Regions from separate parts of the Homo sapiens genome. Here region 1 is linked to region 2. A link is an interaction called in ENCODE POLR2A ChIA-PET data of the cell type or tissue named here. Cell type or tissue: HepG2. All regions are shown on one strand.

What was found. Peaks named below come from ENCODE experiments on the same cell type or tissue, not always from the same donor. Only the 100,000 strongest peaks of a DNase experiment are listed, where the experiment ranks them.
Region 1: POLR2A ChIA-PET joins it to region 2 with 5 read pairs; 2 of 35 experiments call an interaction of 5 or more read pairs at or near these places.

Annotation. Positions count from the first base shown.
Region 1 is chr17:44,383,181-44,388,180 of GRCh38, reverse strand. It overlaps ITGA2B (integrin subunit alpha 2b), which reads left to right. Exons shown (of 30, transcript NM_000419.5): 2 at 2,050-2,171; 3 at 2,260-2,357; 4 at 2,465-2,630; 5 at 2,846-2,895; 6 at 2,972-3,017; 7 at 3,105-3,233; 8 at 3,596-3,643; 9 at 3,827-3,870; 10 at 4,043-4,096; 11 at 4,235-4,287; 12 at 4,477-4,688. Among named protein-coding and RNA genes, the nearest start is that of ITGA2B, 4.0 kb to the left of the region's middle. RefSeq lists an enhancer at 2,332-2,471. In HepG2, a CTCF peak has its summit at 2,527; a DNase peak (open chromatin) is centred at 2,780; H3K4me3 peaks cover 1,362 bases; H3K27me3 peaks cover 3,170 bases.
Region 2 is chr17:43,770,281-43,775,280 of GRCh38, reverse strand. DUSP3 (dual specificity phosphatase 3) reads left to right here. Exons shown (of 3, transcript NM_004090.4): 2 at 343-569. Among named protein-coding and RNA genes, the nearest start is that of DUSP3, 6.2 kb to the left of the region's middle. In HepG2, no CTCF peak of the experiment used is centred here; a DNase peak (open chromatin) is centred at 3,120.

The DNA.
Region 1 (5,000 bases), 610 kb before region 2:
CAAGAGTGCCAAGATTAGAGTCTTGGCTCCTCCTCTTCATAGCGTGTACCCTGAGCTACTATTGTGAGAGACACTGTGCCCACCAGCTTCAGGGAGTGGCAATGGGTGGCAATGGCAGATAGCCTTCAAGTGTCAGCCACTTAGGGGATTTCCTCTGCTGAAGAGAGCCAGTTCACTCCAAGTCCCCTCCCAAGATGGCCCACATCCAGTGTCTGATCAATGAGAAGTGGGTGAGTGGGGAGAGTGGAGGCAGGTGTGGGGGAGGCATTTGATAAGGGTCCAGCCCTCTTTCATCAACTCTGACAATTCTTTTTTTCTTCTTCTTCTTTTTTTTTTTTTTTTTTTTTTTTTTTTGAGATGGGGTTTCGCTCTTGTTGCCCAGGCTGGAGTGCAATGGCACAATCACTGGCTCACCGCAACTTCTGCCTCCCGGGTTCAAGCGATTCTCCTGCCACAGCCTCCCGCGTAGCTGGGATTACAGGCATGTGCCACCACACCCGGCTAATTTTGTATTTTTAGTAGAGACGAGGTTTCTCCATGTTGGTCAGGGTGGTCTCGAACTCCCAACTTCAGGTGATCCACCCGCCTTGGCCTCCCAAAGTGCTGGGATTACAGGCTTCAGCCACCATGCCCAGACTTTTTTTCTTCTTTTTTTTTGAGATGGAGTTTCGCTCTCGTTGCCCAGGCTGGAGTGCAATGGGGTGATCTCGGCTCACTGCAACCTCTGCCTCCTGGGTTCAAACGATTCTCCTGTCTCAGCCTCCCGAGTAGCTGGGATTACAGGTGCATGCCACCATGCCCGGCTAATTTTTGTATTTTTAGTAGAGACAGGGTTTCACTATGTTGGCCAGGCTGGTCTCAAACTCCTGACCTCAGGTGATCAGCCTGCCTCGGCCTCCCAAAGTACTGGGATTACAGGCGTGAGCCACCACACCCGGCCAACTCTGACAATTTTGAAGGGTCATTCTAGTTCCAAAGCTCGTGGGGTGTTGGCGAATGCTGTCATTGGGCCTGAATCAGCTCAACTCCTTCCTGTGCCCACTCCTGCTGATTTCCCCTCCTATAAGTAGTGATCCCATTGGCACTACTTAAACATCCTGCAGGCTAAAAAAATATTATGGGCCAGACACAGAGGCTCACGCCTGTAATCCCTTGGCCTCCCAAAGTGCTGGGATTACAGGTGTGAGCCACCATGCCCAGCCTATAAAAAAATTTTTTTTAATTAGCCAGGCATGGTGTTGCACACCCGCAGTCCCAGCTACTAGGGTGGCTGAGGGGAGAGGATTGCTTGAGCCCTGGAGATCAAGGCTACAGTGAGCTGTGATCATGCTGCTGCACTCCAGCTGGGCAACAGAATGAGACCCTGTCTCAAAACAACAAAATTATTTTTTAAAATTATAGCATTGTTTCAAGAGCGTTTGTTATGTATTTGGCTGGGACCATGCTAACCGTTACTCGTATTTATTACATTTACTCCTGACAGCATTGACTGGTTGTGAAAACCAGTCATTGGTTATGAAATTGGTATTCCTATTTCACATATGGCAGAATTGTGATTTAAACCTAGATCTGCTAGGGTCCTCCTATCAGCACACACACTCCAGCCCCACTTTAGAGGTACCCGCTACCTTCCCTCATTAAAACCAGCTCTCAAGAGGGGATCTGGTAACAGTCTAGGCAGGCATTCCAGGGAGCATGTGAACCGCTGGTTCTTGTTGCGGGTGGAAGGATGGAGGTGTTGTACAGAGTTTAGGTCTTTTTCAGCAAAGATCTCAAACCCCTGGTGTTCAAATCAAACCAAATGGTTATAGTCCCAGCTCTACTCTCAACTCACTGGGTTACTTTAGCCACGTGATTGCCCTCGCTGAGAGTCGGTTTCACTGTCCATAAGATGAAGAAGTACATCACGGTGGTCTGTGAGGTGTCATTGAGGAAAGATGGTCCAGTGCCCCCATGCCACATGGCCTTCCGGGCAGTGCTCCCAGCGCCGGCGCCAGGGCCTGGGATACGCTGGAATCTGCGCGGCGCTCACCCAGCTTTCCTATGCAGAGTGGCCATCGTGGTGGGCGCCCCGCGGACCCTGGGCCCCAGCCAGGAGGAGACGGGCGGCGTGTTCCTGTGCCCCTGGAGGGCCGAGGGCGGCCAGTGCCCCTCGCTGCTCTTTGACCTCCGTGAGTCCCAGGCAAGGAGAGCAAGGTTGGGGTCAGAGGGACGTGGACTGCCGGGCTTCAGCGCCCCACCCCTTCTTGTGCCTTCCAGGTGATGAGACCCGAAATGTAGGCTCCCAAACTTTACAAACCTTCAAGGCCCGCCAAGGACTGGGGGCGTCGGTCGTCAGCTGGAGCGACGTCATTGTGGTGGGCCCCGCGGTACAGGGCACAGGGAACAATCGGGGGCAGGGACACCTGGGGCCAGGAGGAGCCCAAGTCTCGCGCCCGTCCCCACTCCTGTGGCCTTTCTCCAGGCCTGCGCCCCCTGGCAGCACTGGAACGTCCTAGAAAAGACTGAGGAGGCTGAGAAGACGCCCGTAGGTAGCTGCTTTTTGGCTCAGCCAGAGAGCGGCCGCCGCGCCGAGTACTCCCCCTGTCGCGGGAACACCCTGAGCCGCATTTACGTGGAAAATGATTTTAGTAAGCGCCAGCTACGACCTGGCCCCGCCCACTCGCGACGGCTTGGCCCCGCCCCCATCGGATCCCGCCCCCAGCGCCGCAGCCCTTGCTTTGGATCTGGCCTCGCCCCAGGGCCCCGCCGACTCAAGGCCCCGCCCCTGTCCCCCAGCCCTCCTCCGGGCTCGCGCGCGCCTCCCTTCACCCCTGCGCTGACCCCTCCTCCTTGTCTCCTGCAGGCTGGGACAAGCGTTACTGTGAAGCGGGCTTCAGCTCCGTGGTCACTCAGGCGAGTAGGGAGCAAAAGCGCAGTGGGGGCGGCTCCCAAACAGGGCCCCCTCTCACCCTCAGGACTTCCCTTCCAGGCCGGAGAGCTGGTGCTTGGGGCTCCTGGCGGCTATTATTTCTTAGGTACGTGCCCATCCGTACACCTCCCTCCCTTCTCGCGGCCCAAGGAGACCGCTTTGGGCTTCACACCCGCTGTCCCTCCCGCCCTAGGTCTCCTGGCCCAGGCTCCAGTTGCGGATATTTTCTCGAGTTACCGCCCAGGCATCCTTTTGTGGCACGTGTCCTCCCAGAGCCTCTCCTTTGACTCCAGCAACCCAGAGTACTTCGACGGCTACTGGGGTAACACCGCCATTCCAGACTTCCAGCACCCCGAGGGTCACCGCCCACCGCAGACGGTCAGGTCCTGCCCCTGTGGGAGCCTCCATGGCCACCCCTGCCGGCCAACCCACCGCCTAAGCCGCTCCCGCCCTCCGCTCCTGCGGCTTCCCCGCAGACCGCCCACCTCCCATGCGCCCACCGCTCCCTTCCACTGCGGACTCGTAGCGCAGCCTGGGGCAGGGCTTGGCCCCTCGAAGGCCTCCGTTTTTCCATCTGCACAATGCAGGGCTGGGGCTGAGTGGCCTTAATCTCCTCCTTCTTTGCCCTCCGTCCCCTCTGTGCTTCCTCCCCTGGAAAAGACTAATTTGCGCCCTTGTCCTCAGGGTACTCGGTGGCCGTGGGCGAGTTCGACGGGGATCTCAACACTACAGGCAAGAAATCCACTTAGGGCGGGAGTTGGGTAGCCCAGCCCGGGGAGGAGCGCCTTCCTGAAATCTCCCCTATGTAGGGAAATCTTCCTGCACACACATTTTTCCCTGGGTGCAGAACGGGGAGCGGGAAGTGGGTAGGTTCTAAGGCTCTCATTCCCTGAGCCTGGCTCTCCCTATCGCCAGAATATGTCGTCGGTGCCCCCACTTGGAGCTGGACCCTGGGAGCGGTAAGTGCCCCCACCACTGGGCCTCCCGAAGCCCCTTATCCCAGTTCTCAGGCTGACAACTCCTGAGCGCCCCCCACCCCCGCCCCGCCTCCACCAAACCACCCTTTCTCACCTGGAGTGGGAGGTTGCTTTGGGTACAAGAATGATGCTCTCGCCTGCGCTGTCCGTGCAGGTGGAAATTTTGGATTCCTACTACCAGAGGCTGCATCGGCTGCGCGGAGAGCAGGTGGGGGCCAGGTCCCAGTGGGCGTGGCTGGGTGGAGGGGGAACTGAGACTTCAGAATATTTCATGGGAGGTGAGGGCCCATTTCTTAAAGAGGATGCTTGTCCAGCGGCGTGAATGATGGTGCTCCTCATCTTGCAGATGGCGTCGTATTTTGGGCATTCAGTGGCTGTCACTGACGTCAACGGGGATGGGTGAGGAGGGACATGCCCCACCCCTACCCAGTTGGGTCCCAAATTACCAGAGCTGCCCTCTGTCTCCCTTTCCTAGCCCTAGTCTCACGTATCCACTGGAGGAACAGGAGAGCAAGGGTCGAGGAGATTTGGCCCTAGCCCCAATATACCCCTGGTCCAGTCCCATGTAACCACTCATCTGGCCCACAGGAGGCATGATCTGCTGGTGGGCGCTCCACTGTATATGGAGAGCCGGGCAGACCGAAAACTGGCCGAAGTGGGGCGTGTGTATTTGTTCCTGCAGCCGCGAGGCCCCCACGCGCTGGGTGCCCCCAGCCTCCTGCTGACTGGCACACAGCTCTATGGGCGATTCGGCTCTGCCATCGCACCCCTGGGCGACCTCGACCGGGATGGCTACAATGGTGAGGGAAGAGAGGAGCCCTACTTGCTGCAGAGGGGTTAACAGCCACTCAAAAAGCATGGAGTTGGCCTGAGGGCAGCCAGAACCAGGATGGGTTTTAAGCATATAAGTATGTGGCTTAGACACATGGGGTGCTGAGTGGAGAGCAGATGGGAGAGTTGAAGACTAATTAGGAAGTGTTTGCCTTAATCCAAGCAAGAGACAATGACCACCTGGATGTGGATTTTGGCAGTGGAGTTAGAGATGGGAGTGACTTCACAGATATTTAGGACTCGGATTATTAGGACTTGGTGGGAGACTGGATGTGGGGCCA
Region 2 (5,000 bases):
CAGCTTAGGGAGCATGGGGCCAAATGGAATGGAGGGGAGACAAACACTGCGGAGGGTGTGAAAGATGAGAGGGCGCATTTCTCCAGAGAAGGTGGGAAAGAGCATTCCAGACAGAGGGGACAGCATGGCTATGAAACCACCAGTCTATTTGGGGAAGCTGCTGGCAATTCGATATGGCCAGAGTGAGGGAAGAGGTCATAAGATGAGGCAGGAGAAGCTGGCAGGGGCCAGAGCATGGAGGGTTTCCTTGCTTTGCTAAGAGGCTTAAATCCTTCTCCATCTTCCTCCCCCTGGGGCTGCCATTTGGTTGGTTAATCATCCCCACCACTGTCTCCTGTCCAGGTCTGTGGCTCAGGACATCCCCAAGCTGCAGAAACTAGGCATCACCCATGTGCTGAACGCGGCTGAGGGCAGGTCCTTCATGCACGTCAACACCAATGCCAACTTCTACAAGGACTCCGGCATCACATACCTGGGCATCAAGGCCAACGACACACAGGAGTTCAACCTCAGCGCTTACTTTGAAAGGGCTGCCGACTTCATTGACCAGGCTTTGGCTCAAAAGAATGGTAAGGGACCTCCCACCAGGAAAAGATGGGAGGCAGCTCTGACTGGACTGTCCCTCTGGAAAACAGGCCCACAACAGGTCTCTTCTTAGAAACTCCCTTGTTTCCCATCTTCTGGGGTGAACGACAGAGCTGTAGGTCTCTCTCTGCTCACCTGGCTGGCTGTCAAGTGGCCCCGTGTGTCACAGGATGTGCAACTCATTCACACCATGGCAGCCCCAGGGTCCTCGCGTTTGACTGCACTTTGGCTGGAGGTTGGTTTCCAGTTGCTTACACGTCCCCCATTCAAACAGCTGTAACGATGAGGAAGATGTGTTAATGTGTTAATGTGCATGGCAAGAAGTCCTGAGGTGAAGGAGCATGGGGGCTGGTTGATTAAGGGGCTGCTTGATTCAGCAGCTCCATGGTGGCCTCTGGACCAGGCCCTTTCCCTTTCTCTCTTCTGCCACCTCAGTGTTGGGTGCTCCCGTCATGGTCCCAAGATGGGATCCAGTCACCACATCCAAGCAGGACAAAGTACAGCAGATGAGGCCCTGCAGCCATCTCTTCCCACTCTTTTTTTTCCTCTTCTCTCTCTCCTTTTTTTTTTTTTTTTTTTTTTTTAGATGGAGTTTCACTCTTGTTGCCCAGGCTGAAGAGCAATGGCGCGATCTTGGCTCACCGCAACCTCCACCTCCCAGGTTCAAGCGATTCTCCTGCCTCAGCCTCCCGCCTCAGCCTCCCAAGTAGCTGGGATTACAGGCATGCGCCCCCACGCCTGGCTAATTTTGTATTTTTAGTAGAGATGGGGTTTCACCATGTTGGTCAGGCTGGTCTCCAACTCCTGACCTCAGGTGATCCGCCTCCCTCTGCCTCCCAAAGTGCTGGGATTACAGGCATGAGCCACCGCGCCTGGCCACTCTCTCTCTCTTTTTTAAAGAGACAGGGTCTTGCTATGTTGTCTAGACTGGTCTCCAACTCCTGGGCTCAAGCAGTCCTCTCACCTCAGCCTCCTGAGTAGCTGGGACTACAAGCACGTGCCACCATGCCCAGTCTCTCTCTTTAAGAACAAGTAAAACATTTCCCAGAAATACCCCTCACATCTCATTGGCTAGAGATTCACGTGATTGCCTGGCAAGGAGAAAAGGGGTAGCTGCGGTCAGCTTAGGTTGGCAGTCAGCAAACCACAGCCCCCCTGGCCAAATCTTCCAGCCACTTACGAAACACTTCCTGCAGCCCCCAAATATAAGATAAGACTGAAGGAGAACTACCAAGGCGCTGGCAGTCACCAAGGCATTCCAGCAAGAAACCCTAGAAGGCCACAAAGCAGACATCAGCTGAGCAGGCTGGGCCACTTGCCCTTTCTCCCTTTCTGCTTTTAGCTGTTTCTCTCAGCTCCTCCCTTTACCTCTTCGTCTCTCCCCACCCCAAACCCTCCCAGCGGAGGGGACCCCCATGAGGTGTGAACAGCCTTGGCTGTACTACACTGATGACTCTTGGGCCCAGCAGGCTCACTGTCTGAATGATTTCCAGTAAACAGAATTTTCTAGACCACTGGACAGTGAACGCTCAGGGCTCAGAGAGAAGCTTTACTGTGGAGTATCTGCAGACTTTGCTGACAGGCCCCTCATGGTCCTTCCTGGTCACTGTCACCCCCCAACCCTGCTCACCTCCTCCACTCCAGCTGTACTGAGTTCCTCACCCTGTGTAAACATAGGCTGGGCGAAGGGGAAGGATTTTGTTGTTCTCGTATAATAGCAATTGGTTATTCATTCAGGGAATTTCAAGCTCTCTGACTTTGTTTCCTCTTTCCAAACAACTAGGAACACGCCCTTTTTTTGACCTGTCTCAGTCCAGGTGTGCTGGGTCTTTAGTCTGAAAAGTTCTCTCTGCCTCTCCCTACCCCTTCCTCTGGCAAACTCCACCTTGTCCTTGGCATGGTGTCCTCTCTTCCATGAAGCCTGCCCTCAGGCTGGGTCTACTTTGTTCCTTGTCTGTCTCCTTAGCACCTGATGTAGCATCAGGCACATAGTAGGTACACTGCAAATGATGAATGAGCAAGTGATGAAGAATTCCATGGGCTCTAATGCCAAGTATAAATGCTTCTAAGAATGAGTGGCGAAGTGAGTCAACAGAAACATGCTGGCCTCCAACAGTGTGTGGGGCCCAGGGACCCATCACTGAGAGCTGGGTGGGATGGCTGAGGGTACTCAAGAGGGAGCAGTCACTTCTAGCTGGGAAAACAGCTTCATGGAGGAGGTGGCATCTGGGCTGAGCCTAGAGGAATGGGAGGTTGAACTGGCCCCTTTCCCAGTAGGCTCTGTGTGCACTGGGCATGCAGAGTATGTTCTAGATGGTAAGGTGGCTGCTCTGCAGAGGGTCTCATTCCTAGGGTGGGGCAGGGGAAGCCCCACTCTGAATATTTCGGGCATACAGGCCGGAGGGTGAATGGGCAAGAAAGTGGAGGACTCCTGCTTCCTGATTTGGAAGGCATTGGGAAAATAGAGTGGTGTTTTGGGGGTAGGGTGATAGGAGCAGAAGAGACTCTGTTGGACTCTGGGCTAGCAGATTCCTTGCCAAACAATGGCCTTATAGAGGTGTTAGTAGGTAATAATTCACTCAGCTAGTCAGCAAATATTTATTGAGCACATAGTGTATGCTAGAGATTGTAACGCATCCAAAAATCAATGCCCCACATTTCTTGCCTTTTTTTTTTTTTTTTTTTGAGACGGAGTCTCGCTCTTGTCACCCAGGCTGGAGTACAGTGGCTCAATCTCAGCTCACTGCACCCTCCACCTCCCAGGTTCAAGTGATTCTCCTGCCTCAGCTTTCTGAGTAGCTGGGATTACAGGCATGTGCCACCATGCCCAGCTAATTTTTTGTATTTTTAGTAGAAACGGGGTTTCGCCATGTTGGCCAGGATGGTCTCGAACTCCTGACTTCAGGGGATCCGCCCACCTCGACCTCCCAAAGTGTTGGGATTATAGGTGTGAGCCACCGTGTCCGGCCATTTCTTGCTCTTAAAGAATTCGTCCTCTGGGAGAGAAAAGTCAATCTGCGCATGTCTGGCAATGACACAGGACCAGGGCTGCTGTAGTTGAGGGTGTACTAGGTGCTACCAGAGGATGCCCAGTATTGGGTAACATTTATTGAGTGCACATGGATGCCAGGTGCTAACCTAGAGGATTCATGTGTCCTCTCCTTTAATCTAACCACCTTGTGCAATGGGTACTATTGGCCAGATAAGAAAACTGAGGCACCTTGAGGTTAGGTGGATCATGAGTTAATAACCAGTGTATTGGTCAGGATTCTCTAGAAAAAACAGAACCAATAGAATATACAGTCGGTCCTCCATATCCGTGGGTTCCACATCTGTGGATTCAACTAACCTCAGTCTGAAAAATATTAAAAACAACATAAAAAGATGTTATGTCTGTACTGAACATGTACAGATTTTTTTTCTTGTCATTATTCTCTAGATGATATAATCTAATAAATGTTTACATTGTCTTGGGTATCATAAGTCATCTGGAGATGATTTAAAGTATAGGGGAGGATGTGCTGTGCAGAGGTTATTTGCATATATGATGTCATTTTATAATCAGGGACTTGAGCATCTGTGGATTTGGGTATCGGCAGGAGGTCCTGGAGCCAATCTGCCCTGTGGATATTGAGAGATGGTGTCTATTTATATATATATATATACACACACATACACACACACACACACACACACACACACACATATATATACACGCACACACACACTATATTAAAATAACCCCACCTCTACTAAAAGATACAAAAAAATTAGCTGGGCATGGTGGCATGCGCCTGTAGTCCCAGCTACTCAGGAGGCTGAGGCAGGAGAATTGCTTGAACCCGGGAGGCGGAGGCTGAAGTGAGCCGAGATCGCGCCACTGCACTCCAGCCTGGGCAACAAGAAGGAAACTCCATCTCAAAAAAAAAGAAACAAAACACTACCAGCACCCTGGAAAGCACCCCCAGTCTCTATGCTCCACCACCCCCATCCCCAGCTCCCAGGGCCTCTGCCACGCGGGCTTCTTTTTTTTTTTGAGACAGAGTCTCGCTCTGTCACCCAGGCTGGAGCACAATCTCAGCACAATCTCACCTCACCGCAACCTCTGCCTCCTGGGTTCAAGCAATTCTCTGGCCTCAGCCTCCTGAGTAGCTGGGATTATAGGCTCGCGCCACCACACCCAGCTATTTTTTTGTATCTTTAGTAAAGACGGGATTTCACTATGTTGGCCAGTCTGGTCTCGAACTCCTGACCTTGTGATCCAGTTGCCTTGGCCTCCCAAAGTGCTGGGATTACAGGCGTGAGCCACTGTGCCCAGCCCCTTGCAGGCTTCTGACAGCACAGATGGTTTTGCCCGCTTTCCTACTCTGTGGGCTCATCCACCTCATATGTGTGTGCTGCCTCCGTGTTGCTTC